Linked DNA regions of Mus musculus: region 1 is linked to region 2. Evidence: chromatin loops called from intact Hi-C (ENCODE). Cell type or tissue: left cerebral cortex. All regions are shown on one strand. Links, peaks and the distances in the headings refer to the core of each region. The heading gives the core; the rest is flanking DNA. Region 1 overlaps Ints9 (integrator complex subunit 9). Region 2 overlaps Zfp395 (zinc finger protein 395).

Region 1 (8,333 bases), core at 64-8,063, 350 kb before region 2:
GGATTTCTTTCAGTTTAAGTAATAAACTTTGTACCTTAGAATAATTTTAGATTTACGGAAAACCATAATGACAATAGAGTTCCCGGACACCTTTCACCTACTTTACCCCAATGTTAGCATCGCTCAGGGCAAACACATTTATCAAAACTAAAAAAGGGAGTGGAGGAGCTCTGAGTACTGCTCCAGAGGACCCAGATTCAGTTCCCAGGACCTGCATGGCAGGTCACAGTTGTCTGTAACTCCAGTCCCAAGGGATGGTAGGCCCTCTTCAGCCTCTGCAGGCTGTGCACTGCACATGTGCTACACAGACAGACATGCAAGCTGAGCACACATACACATAAAATGAAAATAAGCAAATCTTCAGAAAAGAGAACAAGAACTAAGAAGTAATAAGAGAGCAGGGGTAGCAGTGTATGCTTGCAATCTCAGCAGTTAGAACCCTGAGGGAAGGAAAATCCAGAGTTCAGAGCTAGCCTCAGCTACATAGTGAGTTGAAGCCAGCCTCAGCAACATGAAACCCTGCTTCAAAGAAGTGGTGTTAGCCGGGCAGTGGTGGCGCACTCATTTAATCCCAGCACTTGGGAGGCAGAGGCAGGTGGATTTCTGATTTTTAGGCCAGCCTGGTCTACAGAATGAGTTCCAGGACAGCCAGGGATATACAGAGAAACCCTGTCTTGGAAAAAAAAAAAAAAAAAAAAAAAGGAGGAGGAGGAGAGGAGGGAGAAAGAAGAAGGAAGGAGGAAGAAAGAAAGAAAGAAAGAAAGAAAGAAAGAAAGAAAGAAAGAAAGGAAGGAAGGAAGGAAGGAAGGAAGGAAGGAAGGAAGGAAGGAAGGAAGGAAGAAGGAAGAAAGAAGCAGAAGAAAGTGGTGTGTGAGCCCATGCTGCAGTGTCCATGCAGAGACCGGGCAGCCAGGCAGGCACCACAGCTTGGAATGTCCTTGGCACCCACAGAATGAGTGTGGCTGCCTAGGAGAGGAGCAGTGTCAGCGGCAGCTCCTCAAGAGGGCATGGGGAACATTAGGGAAGAGGGAGAAGGAAGGGTGTAAAGAGGAGAAAGATGGGGACGTATGATCTTCCCTCAGAGAGACTTAGCGATCATGGTTTACCAAGGAGAGAACTAGAGTAAAAGTCTTCCTCCTTTTCTAAGCTCTCCCGCTGTTAGTCGCTGCCCTCCTCCTAGCCAACTGCCATTCTCCTCAGCTACACCGGGAGTCCTCTAGGCAGCTGGACACTGTCTGAAAGCAGCAAGGGACTGAAAGTGTGAAAGCGTCATTAAGGCCATTCCAGTGTGACCTGGAGCCCAGTCAGGGTCAGAGTCCCCACTGGCTTTAGACTCCCTGCTTTGCTTTGCTAGCCCCCTTTGTACAGCGGCCTGCAAAGCACTTGCTGCCTAACAGGAATTCGGTTGCTTAATTGAACAAGTGCTAGCTCTAGAGTGGAGTAACTCAGCAAGGGATTGTGGTGGAGCCAAGTTAGGCCTGCTAACCCCAAGCCAGGACCAACATCACTCCATTCCAGCTCCCTGCCTCCCCCCTTTCTTGCTTAGAAGAGTGTTCCGGGGGGAGCACCCTCAGGCCCAGCTGCTTACTTGTGTCTGCTCAAAACTACTCTGTGCTTCCTGATCTCAGGGGCATCTGCTGTAGTCTGCAAAAGCCCCCTGCTCCCTGCTCTACCAGTATCAGCCCCAACTCCAGATAAGGACACTTTTGTTTGCTTGCTTGTTGGGTTTGTTTTCTTTTTAGGGGAGAGGGAAATTCCCAGAGCCTCTTCCTGAGCCATAGTGCCCTCAGGAGTGCAGGACTGCAGTAGCTGTAGCTTTGGGGGGCACAGCATCTTGGGGGAGGGGTGACGGGTATTACAGACTCACAGAGCTGAACTCCAGCAGCTGCAGTCTCAGCAAGGTGGAGGTCCCTATCTGTTGTGCCTACGTGAAGATTCTAGAACTGAGGGGAGGACATATCTCTTAGCAGAAAGCACTTTCCTGTCACTTGCGGGTCACTAATCTGCAAGTGGTCCTGTGGTCCCTTCTGCATTGCCCTCTACTGTTCAGGGTACAGTACTAAGCTCTCAGATTTCTCCCTCCTGAACCTGAAATGCAGACACAGCTAGTGTCCAAGAGCTAGTATCCATTTAGATGTGCAGGTGATTCTCTGAAGGTGTCTGCCATGTTTTTACCTTCTCCCAAAAAGAGATTTTTACAGAAAGGTGAAAGCGCTGGAAATATGGCTCAGCAGTTAAGAACACCGACTGCTCTTCCAAAGGTTCTGAGTTCAATTCCCAGCAACCACATGGTGGCTCACAACCATCTGTAATGGCTCACAACCATCTGTAATGGGATCCGATGACCTCTTCTGGTGTGACTGAAGACAGCTACAGTGTACTCACATACATAAAATAAAAATAAATCTTTAAAAAAATAATAATGAAAGGTGAAAGAAAACTATAGATAGAAAAAAAATAAATACATTTTGGGGACTTAGTCTAAATTCTCACCTCTGAACCTATTGTTTTTACAGTACTTTGACAGGGTCCTTAAAAGAGAGTTCCCAAGCTAGGCATGGTGGTGCACACTTTAATCCCAGCACTCAGGAGGCAGAGGCAGGTGGATCTCTGAGTTTGAGGCCAGCCTGGTCTACAGAGTGAGTCCCAGGACAGTGAAGGAGAGAGAGAAAGAGACAGACAGACAGACAGACAGAGACAGACAGTCAGAGCCCATCGGCTGGCCAGTTGTTGAGCTTTCTGGTCTTGTTTGTCACATTGCAGTTTCCGAGGCTCCTCTGTAGCTTTTGTTTTGAGCAAAGTCTCTCTAGGTATGTAACCCAGTCTGGCCTCAAACTCTAATCCTCCCATCTCAGTTCCCTACAACTGGTGTGAGTAGTGCTACTGTAATGGAGAGGGCGTGGGCGGCAGCAAGAAGCCATGTCTCAGAAAGGCACTAAACATAACATGGTGTCTCAGACTGGATCCTGAAACAGGAAAAGGACCAAGAGTGGAAAGCAGCCCAGATCCAAATCAAGTCTGGGACACAGTGCCAAGGCAGAGTTCTTGTCTAACATGCACAAAGCAAAACTCAAAACAGTTATAAAAATGGTAGCTCCAAAACCTGAGTGTCTAGTGTACAGCCCCTGCGCGGCTGCCCGGTCTCTGCACGGGCACTGCTGCATGGGCTCACACACCGCTTCTTTGAAGCAGGGTTCGTGTTGCTGAGGCTGGCTTCAACTCACTATGTAGCTGAGGCTAGCTCTGAACTCTGGATTTTCCTTCCCCCAGGGTTCTAACTGCTGAGATTGCAAGCATACACCACTACCCCTGCTCTCTTATTACTTCTTAGTTCTTGTTCTCTTTTCTGAAGATTTACTTATTTTCATTTTATGTGTGTGTGTTCAGCTTGCATGACTGTCTGTGTAACACATGCGCAGTGCACAGCCTGCAGAGGCTGAAGAGGGCCTACCATCCCTTGGGACTGGATTATTTTAAACAAGTAGGGGTTTTTTGTTGTTAGTTTGGTTTGGTTCGGTTTGGTTTGGTTTTGGTTTTGGGGTTTTTTTTGTTTGTTTGTTTTGTTTTGTTTTTGTTTTTGTTTTCATAAAAGCTGTACTTACCTGAAACAGCATCCTGCATGAGCCAGGCCCAGCTTTTATTCAGAGTCAATGCCAGAGTGAAAGCTTTAAAAAACTGGAGTGTTTAGTGTTTGTGCTGCTGCCACTAGGTGGCAGTAGACGCCCAGTACACTGCCTAACACCTGTGTCTTCCTCTTTAAAGGCTTTGTCACAACAAACAGAGTAAAGTTTACCTCCCAGAACCACCTTTCCCACATGCAGAGGTAAGAAAATACCAAAAGGGCCCAAACGAAATGTGGGTGGTGGTGTGACATAGGATAGTGGCAGTCTTCATGCCTAAAACAGCCCTAGGTAGAGCCAGGTAGAGTGGCAAACGCCTGTAAACCCAGCACTGCGGGAGCAGACAGGTGTGAGTTCCAGGCCAGCCTGGGATCCAGCAACACTAAGTCTTAAACTATACATGCGCATGCGCGTGCGCGCACACACACACACACACACACACACACACACGCTGTGAAAGGGGCTGAGTAAGGTACAGACCTTTAATCCCAGCACTGGGGAGGCAGAGACAGGCCAGCCTGGTTTACAAAGTGAATTCCAGGCCAGTCAGGTTTACACAGCAAGACTATAATTCAAAAAAATAAATAAATAGAAAGGTTGAAAAGTACTCCAGCACACAATTCATTTAATTAATTTGCTCCCTCTAATAAACACATCGTATTACCATAAGTCTGGGCAGTTCACAGCCCTCCTGTTATAGCTTATTCCGGGGAATTTTATTCTGATATCTACTCCCACCTTCCATAGGAGCAAATCTATTACCAAATGTTCTCTCTAAGGGCTGGAGAAATGCTCAGTAGTTAAAATTAAAAGCACTGGATACTTTTCCAGAGGACCCAGGTTCAATTCCCACCACCACGTGGTGGCTCACAAGCATCTGTAAACTCCAGTTCCGGGAGATCTGACTCAATATATACAGGCAAAAATACACACATTAAATAAAAGTAAACATTCTCTTTAAAATGTTCCTTCTAGACATGTCAATCATATATGTAAAATTTATTTAATTTTCAAATTATTTATATATATATGTCCATATATGTGTGCATCAGTTACCAACCTTAATCCTCCCCCCCCCCCCCACCTTGGTTTTTTGAGATAAGTTTTTTTGTTTTTGGTTTGTTTTGGTTTTGGTTTTGGTTTTGGTTTTTGAGACAGGGTTTCTCTGTGTAGCCCTGGCTGTCCTGGAACTCACTGTGTAGACCAGGCTGGCCTCCAACTCAGAAATCCGCCTGCCTCTGCCTCCCGAGTGCTGGGATTAAAGGCGTGCGCCACCACGCCCCACCACGCCAAGCTGAGATAAGTTATCCTACAGAAGCTGGACCTTATTAATTCAGCCAGGCTGGCTGGCTTTCAGGCCTCAGAAATCCTCCTGACTGCACATCCCCAGGACTGGGCACACATAGGCACACCAGCTTTTCATGTGGGTGCTGAGGGCCCAAACTCAGGTCCTTACAGCAAGCACTTTACCAACTGTGTATTCCCTGGACCATATGGGAAGTCCTGTCCTTATAGACCTGCTGGGTGTGTCTGTGCCTCTGTTTGATCCCCATCAGTGGTTTGCATCTCACTCGCTTTCCTCTGGGTGACTCGTGGTATTATTACTGTGTTATTGCGGCCAGTCATCAGTCCTATATCACAGATACACAACAGTGACTTAATTCACTCTTAATAGTTCTCCTGTTATTGGACAGGTTATTCCTTGATTTTTGTTAAAAGAATTCTCGGCTGATATCTCCATTTCAGAAACAGCAGTGTCCGACACAGCTATAAACACACTTGGTGCCTCTGTTCTGTATACCATAATACACGAGAATATTGCCGAAAATGCACAAGAACTCTGGATGATGCCCCTACTGTGTACTCAAAGGCCCATCCAGAGTTATGTGGGCTTTGTGGTGCAACCTCTGCCTCCACTCCATTGTCTTTCCCAGAATGCCAATGTTCAACCAACGTAGTGTGCAGCCTCTTCATATTCTCATCTTTTGCTTAGTAATGCATTCATCTCCATCTTCTCATAGCTTCTTCAGCACTGAATTCATAGTCCATAGTCTTATCTTGATGTGCCAGTTTATCCGTTTACCAACTGCAGGACATGTTAGTTGTTTTCAAGTGTTGACAGTTGTAAGCAAACTGCTGTACATGTGGATCTTAAGCTATCAGCTCCTTTGAGTTAAATATCAAAGGAGCATGATTACTGGGTCCTCTGGTAAGTGTATATATACAACAACAAAGTCTTCCACAGTGGCTGTGCCATTTCTCATCCCACCAGCAAGGAGGGAGAGAGTCCTCTGTACTACACTCTGGCCAGCATTTGGTGTGGTGGGTCTAACATCGGCCATTGTACTGGATAAGGAGCAGCGTCTGCTGCTGTGGTTGGCATTTCCCCACTGGTGCCTGGTTCTAAGTGTCTCCAGATACTCACTTGCTGTCTCGCTGAGTTATCTCTGCCGACCTCTGGCATAAACCAGGTTGTTCAGGTTGGACAGCAGGCCTCATGCAGGGGTAGCTTTTTAGTCTTCTCCTAGTCTGTGGCCTGCCGTCTTCGATTGTATTTTTTGGTCATTTCTCCAGCACAGCTGGGTTCCGCGGCCAACAGCACTTGGGTTTTTGTGTGTTTTAGCTCATTCAGACGAATAAGCTGAAGCACTACCGCAGCATCCACGGTGACTTCAGCAATGACTTCAGACAGCCGTGTGTGCTGTTCACCGGACATCCTTCCCTCCGCTTTGGGGACGTCGTCCACTTCATGGAGCTCTGGGGGAAGTCCAGCCTCAACACCATCATATTCACAGGTAAGGGTTAGAGTCCTTCCATCGGGCTGATGGTGCCTGAGCCTACAGCGCAGAGAGGAAAGCATAAATATAGCCCATCAGCCTTGCACACTCTAACCTCAGCACTGGAGAAGCTGAGGCAGGAGGATCGAATTCCAGAGCACCCTGTCTCCAAAACTAAACAGGAACAGCATAGATGCAAAGGAATAAAGGTGAAGCCATGTTGGGCAACTGTTGATCAAGCATAACTTTCATTTCTGTTCCTTTTTGGTTTTTGGGTTTTTTGTTTTGTTTTTTTCAATACTGAACTCTATCCTGCTTTGGATAGGATTTTATAAGGTGTTGAGAACCTCGATGATTCTAACCTTGGTCTGCTCTCCCCAGTTAGGGTTGTTTAATTAGCTGGGCCTTGGATCTTTGACTCTGGTCTGCTCTGGTTTCCAGCTACTCTTCTGGAAACAGAGTCCTCAGGAAGGAACAAAGCCTTCAGTGAGATGAGGCCAGGCAGAGGTGACTTAGGGATCCCCTATTTTATCACTGTGAGGTCTTCACGCTGCGTGTAAGCTTAGCAATCACACAGGCTGTGAAGTCAGGATCTCGAAACCTCGGTATAGCCTCCAACATGCCCATCTCCATCAGTCAGTATCACTCAGGGTTCTCTAGGGTGTAGAATGAATCTCTCTCTCTCTCTCTCTCTCTCTGTGTGTGTGTGTGTGTGTGTGTGTGTGTGTGTGTGTGTGTGTGTGTGTGTGTGTGTGTGATGTATTAGTATAGCTGTGAATGGAAAGTCCAGTAGTTGCTCGGTCTCACGAGGCTGAATGTCTCAGCTGGTCTTTAGTATATGCTGTTATCCTGAAGAAATAGGCCAGGGAAGGGATGCTGTGCCAGCAAGGGGAAGGCAAGCAGGCGAAGAGCAAAAGTTTCCTTCTTGTCCCTATGTAGGCTGCCAGAGAAGGTATAGCCCAGATTAAAGGTGTCTTCCCGCCTCAAAGGTCTGAACTAGAAGTGGATTCACCACTTCAAACCAAGCAAACATAATCTCTCACAGGTGCCTTCTATTTCTGGATGGTAATTTGTTCCAGATATAGTCAAGTTGACAACCAAGAATAGCCATCACACCATCCCTATCATCACCTTCTTCTCTTCTCGCGGGGACGGGGTGACAGATTCACAAATGTTGGGCTCATTCCCCATTGGGTGCTGCCACAAGAATTCCACAATTAGTCACCTCAGTGGCCTGTGTAGAAGCAGCAAGAAGCTAGCCAGGATAGGATGATTACTCATGGTGGGCTGGGAACAGTGTTAGCTTTCGTGTTTGAGCTGGATTTTTGGAGAGGTTTTCGTAGATTTGTTATAGTCTCACCTTGGTGCCCCGTGACATGTGCATCCCACAGGAAGACACAGTGACTCAGCTGTACCAGGAGTCCTGTCCCTCAGTGAATGACCATAGTACATTAATTCACAAAGCCCAAAACTTGGACACCACTAGGATTTTGCTGAGGTTGTCAACACTGTGGTAAGGGAGTGGTTGGTCGTTCCTGCTCTCTCTGGTAAGCTATGCTGATGTGACAGTAGTTACAGAGTCCCATGGGCACAGTGAGAGAAGCCACTCGTGATAGCATTGGCACCATGCAGACATTTCACTGGCTGCTGTGGTTTCTAATCCCCACTCAAGTGAAGGGAAGCTCGTCTGCCTTTGCTGCTCGTGTTGACTGCTGTATAGTACTCCTTCCTGGTGGCCCTGTTACCAGAGGTTTCAGAATGAAAGCATGGCCCTGGCAGTGCTATAAACTGGGCTCAGCCACCCACCTTAAGACACCAAGTAATGGGGCAAAACAGTGAGAAACAGGAAGATTGATTCAGTGAGGCCATGCTAAGAACAGATAAGGGATCCATCTTTAGGGTTGAGCGTAGATTTACATTTAAATAAAGGTCTTAC
Region 2 (8,333 bases), core at 266-8,265:
TCAGCACTCCTTTATCTCCCTGTCTCCTCCGGGGAGGAGTTTGAGCCCAGTTTCAGTCAGGTTTAACCATAACATTCCCTCTCTGTTATGTATGTATTTACTTTCTGCTGGTTGAAACAGGATCTTCTTACTGTGTTGTCTAGGCTGTTCTCCCCTGCTTCAGCCTCCTCAGGACTATAGGGATTGCACCTATACATGTATTACCTGCTTTTTGCCCGTTCTTTTCCTCTGTGTGTGTGTGTGTGTGTGTGTGTGTGTGTGTGTGTGTGTGTGTGTGTTCAGAGCTAGGGGTTGAACCCAGAGCTTTGGTGCATGCTATTTCAATGCTGGCTCCCCCCCCTCCTTTTCATCTTTTAAAAACTTTGAAACTGAGTCTCACTAAGTCCCCAGGCTTGCCTTGAACTTACTGTGTAGCTTAGTCGGGCCTTGAACTTGGAATCCTCTTGCCTCAACTTCCCGGTTAGCTGGGATCACAACCCTGCCTGCACTATAAGGCCTGCCTCTTATGAAATCAGTCTTAGAGCAGAGTTTGAGTGCTGTCTAAGGCCCTGCCTTGGGCGGGAGAGATGGCTCAGTGGATAAGGACACTTGTTGCTCTTGCAGAGATCCTGGGTTCTGTTTTCAGTCTCCATATGTTGGCTCGCGTCTATCTGGGACGCCAGTTCTAGGTGATCAGATATTGTCTGCGGACCTCTGTGGGAGCCAGGCACGGACATGGTACACATATAAAACACTCAGACACATTAAAATATGTCTAACAACCAAAAAAACTGCTTTACTTTTTCTAAAAATGTGTATGAGTGTTTTGCCTATACGCATGTATGTTTATACATGTGTGCAATACCCACAGAGGCCATAAGAAGGCACAAGAACCCTTGGAATTGGGGTTGTGAGCTGCCATGTGGGTGCTGGGAATTGAACCTGGGTCCTCTGCAAGAGCAGCAAATGCCCTTAACAGCAGGGTCCTCTTTCCAGCCTTCTGCCTTGCTTTGATGTCTACCTTCACGTCAGGGGAAGCAGCAGGTCCTTTTTAGAACTATTTTTTTGTTTCATTTGCAATTTTATTTGTTTTATGTGTATGAGTGTTTTGCCTGTATCACTTGCATGCAGTGCTCAAGGAGGCCTGCAGAGGGCATCAAATCCCCTAGAACTGGAATTATAGATGGTCGTGCATTGCCATGTGGGTTCTGGGAACTCCACAGGATCCTCTGCTGGAAGCAAGTACTCTTAACCACTGAGCCATTTTTCCCGGCCCCAAACTATTCTTGAATCTGGGCCCTGAGAAGATTTGATTGAAATAACAAACCTTGAGTGACAAGCAAAGTATGACAGTCTGCAAAAGGCTCTGTAGTCCCAGCGCTGCTGGTTGAATATTCTTCAGCAGAGGCTTCTGGGAAGAGAAGCTTATCAGTTATTCCACCCTGCCCCCAAACTGGGAACATCTGCAGAAATCCGTGTCTGAACCCCGAGTCATCTGTTTCATAGTCACATACCTTAAACATAATTTTACCATTTCTCGCTCACTGTGCATGTTTATGTATGTATGTATGTATGTATGTATGTATGAATGCTTACATGTATGTATGTGTCATGTGCATAACTAGTGGCCTCTGAGGTCAGGAGGGTGGTTGGATCTCCTGGACCTGTTGGTTGTGAGCTGCCACGTGGGTGCTGGGAGCTGAGTGAATGAATCCTGATCTTATGTGAGAGACTGCTCTTAACTGCCAGGTGGTCTCTGGAGCTCCTTGCACGTTATTTTTAACATGCCCGTGTTTTCACATGTAGTCACGTGTGGAATTTTCAATGTTATGACACTATACACGAGCTCTTGGTGTTTGAGGTTTTCAGATGAGAGCCCTTCCTGGGTGCTAGGCTCTGTGCTGATCACTGTCTTGTTCTAGAGAGTCAAGCCAGCAGGACAGTTAGGAACAAAGGGTGCTGTGTTTCTGTGAGAACTGGGAGGAGGGGCGGAATGGGGCGGTGCGGGGCGGGGCGGGGCGCCTGTTGCTGGGGAGAGCTGTGAACTCCTTCCTTTCCCTCAGCAGCACTGAACCGCCTCTGTCACCCCGTTGAATGCCAGCTGGGCCATGAGACCCACGGGCATATTTGCTGATCAGATTCATTTGTTATTTGCTGGAAACCGGATCGGATGACCTGCTGCTCTGGCCCATCGCTGGAGTATGAAAATGGCTCTGTTACTTGAGATCATTATTCTTCCCTTCCATGATCCTGTTACATCTGTTACTCACAACAGTAAGAGGCCCCATGCTCCATTACCGGATGTTGTGGAGAGGGGTCCAGCCCTGATTCTTGATTGGCTGATTTTTATTTAAATGTCACTTTTTTTTTTAAACCTTTAGAAAAATACAATAGTTAGAATGCCCCAAGAATTCAAACTTTACTATCTGGACAGCTGATTTGCAATTTTAAAAATTCTATGTTATTTATTTAAGTTTTGGGTGTGGGTGTGCATGTCACAGTACATGTATCTAGGTCAACAGTTTGCAGGACTTAGTTCTTTCTTTCTTTCTACCAAGTGTGTCAGACGCAGGTTGTCACTCACTCACCAGCCTGAGGCCAGTGGATTTAGAAATACCAAGTAGACCGCTAATAGATGTGCAGTGCTGTGCATCTCAAGAGTATGGTATGAAACTCTTAAATGTATATGCTCCCATTCTATAGGAGTTGGGGAGATAGCTAGGAAGCGCTCTCTGTACAGGTACGAAGAGCTGTGCCCAAGTCCCTCCAACTCAGTGAAACAGTGTGGTAGCTCAAATCTGTTCCCCCAGCTTCTACAACAAGATAGAGTGAAAGAGCAGCAGGGTGAGCGTCCCTAGCCTAGGGTACACGGGTGGGTGGTGAGGACAGACGCCTGAGGTTGCCCTCCTACCCACACATGTCCCCAGAATGTGCACACACACCAAAGAGCTGGATGGATGGCTGAGATCAGAGGCTTTGGGTTAACCCTCACTGGGATTTCGTTGTCGTCATCGTCGTCGTCTTCTTCTTCTTGATTTATTTTTATTTCTAATTATGTGTGTGTGTGACTGGGTGTGTGCACGTGAGTGCAGTTGTCCAAAGAGAGAGCAGAACAATGCCGTCAGAGCTCCCATGAGTGACATAGGTGCTGGGAATCAAACTTGAGTCTTCTGTAAGACAGTTCATTCTATGAACTGCTAAGTCCTTTTTCCAGCCCCCTTACTGGGGTTTCTAACTTAAACCAGGTGGGGTTTTCTCCTGTCTCTGGGGAGAAAAAAACCCAAGTAGGTTAAGTTTTGTTGCTGTTGGTTTTTTGTTTTGTTTTGTTTTTCCCTCAAAGGCTGAGAACCACCAGCTAATGGGGATGGGATGTGACAAAGTGCAAATGGCGGCCTGTGAACCACAATGGTTATATGAATGTATTTGCTCATAATCACTGTCAACACACAGGTGTACACTGCACCTATCAGCCGAGATACTTGCTAGTCATGTGTGGAAAGAGATGCTGGTGGAGATCTGCTGGAAACAGGAGACACGGTTTCCTGACAAACTTCTGTCTTCTGGTTGAATTTAGAAAATAACATTGAAAAGAAATTCAAGTTAAAACATTAAAGATTTAAAGGAAAAAAAAAAAAAGAAACCTGGTAGTTCTCCAGTAAAAGATGAGGACGGTACCCAGGATATTAAGTACTAAAAACTCAGGCTACTGTGTATGCGCTGGGTGTGAGATCTCTGTAAAGACACGAAAACAGGGGTTTAATAGGAGCCTCTTGTCTTCATTTCAACCCTCATCATCAACTTGGTGAACGTCAGGGCTTTTGCAGTTAGAAACCTCGCTGTAAACCTCACCTCCTCAACTCTGACACAAGTCCCATGCGTTGTGTAATAAGCCGCTGGCTTCTGACCTGTGTCCTGGAAGTGCTGCTGGGTGATGTCATGGCATGCCGCAATGCCCCTGGGTGGTGAGAGGCACAGCCGTCAGATGCAGCTCTGTGCACTTGCAGACGTGTGCTGAGAGAAAGAGAGAGAGAGAGAGAGAGAGAGAGAGAGAGAGAGAGAGAGAGGCCGTTGTCCAGTAGCCATCATGTGATGAATGGCAGTTTGTGATTCTGGACCATCGAGTTTGTTTTACTGTTCTGTCAGGTTCAGTTAGGTAACGGAGAGCAGATGTCTGCATTAAAGGCCATTAGCACATCAGGATGCGTTTGCTGAGGCTGGTCGTTGACCAAAGCACATAAGCGATCCCTTTCCTATGGACAGCATTTGGGACTCCAGATGCCCCTTAGGACGTTCTGAGACCACTTTATGAGTTTATGACCCATCAAGGGATCTGTAAGTGGAGAACGTAAAACCGGAAAGGCAGCGTTTAGCTACATGCTGAAATCCAGTCCTCGTTACTTTACAATACAGGTTTCCTAATTTTCTCTGCTGCCACAGAAAAGAGTCACGTGGCAAATTAGAAGGCTGGCTGGTTCTGGAACCATGAGTATTTCTCAAGAAAGCTTCCTGGTGGGGGAAGAGGGTCCTGAAAGAGGCCAGCTGGAGGGTGCGTGCATACTAGGAGGCAGGGTGAGACCCGCCATGCCAATTGACCAGCTAGCACTTCCAAAATAGGTGTGACTTTGCTCCTCTACCCATCTTTCCGGCCAACTTCTGTCATTATTGCCCCATTACTTCTGAATCCTGAAAGCATAATGTGTGTTTTTGAGTGGATTTTTGGAGAAAGTAGCCAGCCTGTGGAAGCAGGCCAGGAGCAGAGTTGCCTATTTGCGCAGATCTCTCTGGCTTCTGGAAGGTACAGGCTTACCAACCAACAGAAGAGCATTCTTTAAAAAGAAGACAGGCTTCCAAAAACAGCGTCAGAGTTTGTTGCCCAAACATCTCAGGTTCTTTCTGAAGACTGGGAACCAAGGTTTGGAAACACCGCCGGCTTCATTTTCAGTACTAGAAACCCCAAACTTCCGGCTCAGCAAAGCTCCTGGGTTTCTTTTGGGGGAAGGGAGGGCAAGCAAAGGACTGCTGGTTTCTCTGTATTAGTACTGCCACCTGTTGTCAGTCAGTGACATTACACGTTAGCTTTCTTTTGCTCTGTGCTCCTTTTTTTCCTGTGCCTGTTCTTGAACCTAGGGCCTCTCTTACACCAGGGACACTCTACACTGGGTCACACAGCCTGACCGGTGGCTGCAGTTTAAAAGCCATTTATCTGGGGCACCTTTTATTTTTAATTTGTAGTCACAAAGTTCTCAGAGTGTGAAGGCACCAGCCACCTAACTTGGAGATTCTGCATGCCATATTCTTGCTTTGTTTCTTGGGGACTCCTGATCAAGCTGCCAGTATATCAGATTACAGACTTTGAGCAGAGAACTGGCTTTTCCTTTCTCCCCTCCCTCCCCTCCCTTCCCCTCCCTTCCCTTCCCCCTTCCCACCACTCCATTTGTTAATTCATTCTTTTGTTCTTTTTGAGACTGGCTTTCTGTGTAGCCCTGGCTGTCCTGGAACTCAGACCAGGCAGGCCTTGAACGCAGAGATCCGTCTGCCTCTGCCTGCAGAGAGCTGGGCTCAAAGGAGTGCTCCACCATCGCCTGGCTGCCTCTTTCTTATTATCCTTTTGCTGTTATTGTTTTGCTTTTTCTTTTTTATTATATTTTTAAAATTTAAAACAGATTTGAACAGATCGAATTGAAATGTTTCGATCATATTCTTCAGTCCATCCAGTCCATCCAGATCTTCTCCCCTCCCCTCCCTATCCAATTTTAAGTTCTTTCTCAAAGCAAACAAAAACAAACAAAAATCCAACACAACAACACCCCCCACCCACCCAACACCAAGAAGACAAAATAAAGCAACACCCAACAGAAAGAAAAAACACAAAACTTCAACAACAGCAACAACAACAAAAAGTAGCAAAAAAGCCTCGTGCAGTTATGTTGCTACTCCTGGACGTGAGGCCTGCCCTGGAGGGGTTGACACACCCAGTGCCATTCCTTCGGGGAAGATTGATGTCCCTCTCCCGCAGGCGCAAGGATCAGTTCTATTGACCACCTTTACCCAGGTGGCTAGCTTTTCATTCATCGTGTGTTTATCCATTTAAGAAAGCATGACAAAGCCTGGCACAGGCCTTAACCCCATCTCTCGGGAGGCAGGTAGATCTTTGCTAGTTCAAGGCCAGCCTGGTCTGCAAAGCAAGCTCTAGGACAGCCAGGGCTACACAGAGAAACCCTGTTTCAAAATACATCCCCTCCCCCCCACCTCGGGGGCCCCCCAAAGTGTAAGATAAAACACGAGCTATCACATGGAAGTTGGACAGGACAAACCAACATAAGGAAAAGAGCCCAAGAGAAGACACAGCAACCGGAGAGCCTCTTGTTTGCACATTCAGGGACATCATGAAAACACTATGTATGGGCTTTGCTCCTGTTGATTTACAGGGCCTTGTTCTCTGGGTGTTCCCATCCCCTCTGGCTCACACTCTCTCCACTTCTTTTATAGCTATCTTTTCCGTCTTGGTTGCTAGTAGAACTTGCTTGGCTAGTTGGGGAAAGAAGGGGGGGTATGGGGGAGGGTTGAGTCTGTGACATGGGACCCAGACAAATCAGCCCTGAGGTACTTTTGGACTAGGGCAGACAGTAAAGGCTTATAGAACAGCTCAAAGACATTTGATGCTGACAAGTGTTTAAAGGGTACTTAGGGCTAGGAGATGCCGTTTGCCACAGTTGATTATTTGTGTGGGTATGGAGGTCAGAGAGTAACTTTCAGGAGTCAGATTTGTCATGGGGTTGTCAGGCTTGGTGGGAAGTGACTTTACCTACTGAGTTATCTCTATGGCCCGAACAGCATTCTGGTTATGAATTGGGGAAGGAAGGGGGGTGGCAGGAGGGGAGAGGGAAGAGGAGGAGAGGAGGAGGAGGAATGTGCTGGAATACTCTTTTTGTTGTTGTTGTTGTTGTTGTTGTTGTTTTCCAAGATAGAGTTTCTCTTTGTAACATTGGCTGTCCTGGAACTCACTCTGGAGACCACCAGGCTGGCCTTAATCTCAGAGATCCTCCTGCCTCTGTCTCCCTAATACTGAGGAACTAAAGGCATGCACCACCACTGCCCACCTTTAGGATACTTTTTGAGATATTTAGTCTGTGAACAATTAGCCTGATGGTGTTCTGGGCTGGGGAAGCAGCAACTGGAATCAGGTCCCGAAAGCCCTGTTGGCTTTATTGCCCACCCCAGCCCAGCCTCACCACACCTGGAATGTGCCCTATGCACATTCAGCTTAACAGACAGTCCTGGGGCAGCAGAGACCCAGAGGAGTGGAGAGGCACGTGATAGGGGGGGGGGGGTTAGGGTGGGGTGGGGTGGGTGGGGTGGGAACAGACGGACAGTGTGCTTGGCAGAGGCTGTTTTTCCCTCTTCTATTTAATGATTTATTGTTTTTACTTTCTGCATACAAATGCTTTGCCTGCATGTCTGTCTGGGTCTGTGCTGGTGCTGGCAGAGGTTAGAAATAGGAATTTGAGTTTCCATGTGGGTACTAGAACCAAATGCCAGTCTTCTGGAAGAGCAGCCTGTGCTTGTGACCGCGGAGCCACTTTCCAGCCCTGGTGGTGTTAGTTTCTAGGAGAAAAACAGCTCAGTGCGTTTCCAAGGTTGTCTGCAGCTTTGAAGGGAACCCAGCCTACGAGTCTGTGTGGCTAATAAAAGCCCTCAGGACTGATCTGGCAATAGCGGGGGAAGGACCCTCACTAAGGAAGCCCTGGTGGCTGTTTTTACAGAACAATACTTCCTGATGTAGAACAAGGTTAGCTGGCTTATTAAGTGAAAACAAGCTTACCAAAAATGATTTCATTTCCATAGAAATAAAATGTGACCGAGCTGGGTGATATTAACTCTTACTTAGGGTCTTAGCACTTTAGGGGGCAGAGGCAGGAGGATTGCCACAAGTCAAGGCCAACTTGACCTGGATAGTAAGTTCCAGGCCAGCCATGGCTATCTAGCAAGACCTTGCCTCATAAACAAAGCAACTACAGAAAGTATGTGAACACAGTTAGAGAAGGAGAAGTGGGATGGTCTCAGGAAAGGACCTGGGAGTCGGGGCTGGGGCTGGGCTCGGTTAGTGAAGGACTTGCCTAGCGTGCACGGAGTCCACGGTTTGGTCTCCAGCACTGCATAAACTGGACGTGCTGGTGAATGCTTGGGTGGTGGGGTAGGGCATGAGAAACCCAAGGTCATCCTCCGCTGCGTAGGAAATTTCAGCCTGAGCTACATGAAACAGGAGTCTTAAAAAACAAAATAAAAACTAGCAATCGGGGGGGGGGGCAACTGGGTCTTTGGGGAGGCAGGTTCCCAAGTGAGTTTATTTACCT

The links. Peaks named below come from ENCODE experiments on the same cell type or tissue, not always from the same donor. Only the 100,000 strongest peaks of a DNase experiment are listed, where the experiment ranks them.
Region 1: it touches region 2 in a loop (4-fold over the local background); 9 of 42 quality-filtered maps call a loop at or near these places.

What each region holds. Positions count from the first base shown.
Region 1 is chr14:65,022,643-65,030,975 of GRCm38, forward strand. It overlaps Ints9 (integrator complex subunit 9), which reads left to right. Exons shown (of 17, transcript NM_153414.5): 11 at 3,763-3,823; 12 at 6,244-6,415. Among named protein-coding and RNA genes, the nearest start is that of Gm52118, 20 kb to the right of the region's middle. In left cerebral cortex, for the core only: CTCF peaks have their summits at 2,048 (motif pointing left) and 3,710 (motif pointing right); DNase peaks (open chromatin) are centred at 1,357, 2,953 and 3,719.
Region 2 is chr14:65,376,763-65,385,095 of GRCm38, forward strand. The region is part of intron 1 of Zfp395 (zinc finger protein 395); the gene reads left to right. Among named protein-coding and RNA genes, the nearest start is that of Zfp395, 22 kb to the left of the region's middle. In left cerebral cortex, for the core only: CTCF peaks have their summits at 1,122 (motif pointing right) and 5,032 (motif pointing left); DNase peaks (open chromatin) are centred at 4,966 and 7,591; H3K27ac peaks cover 555 bases.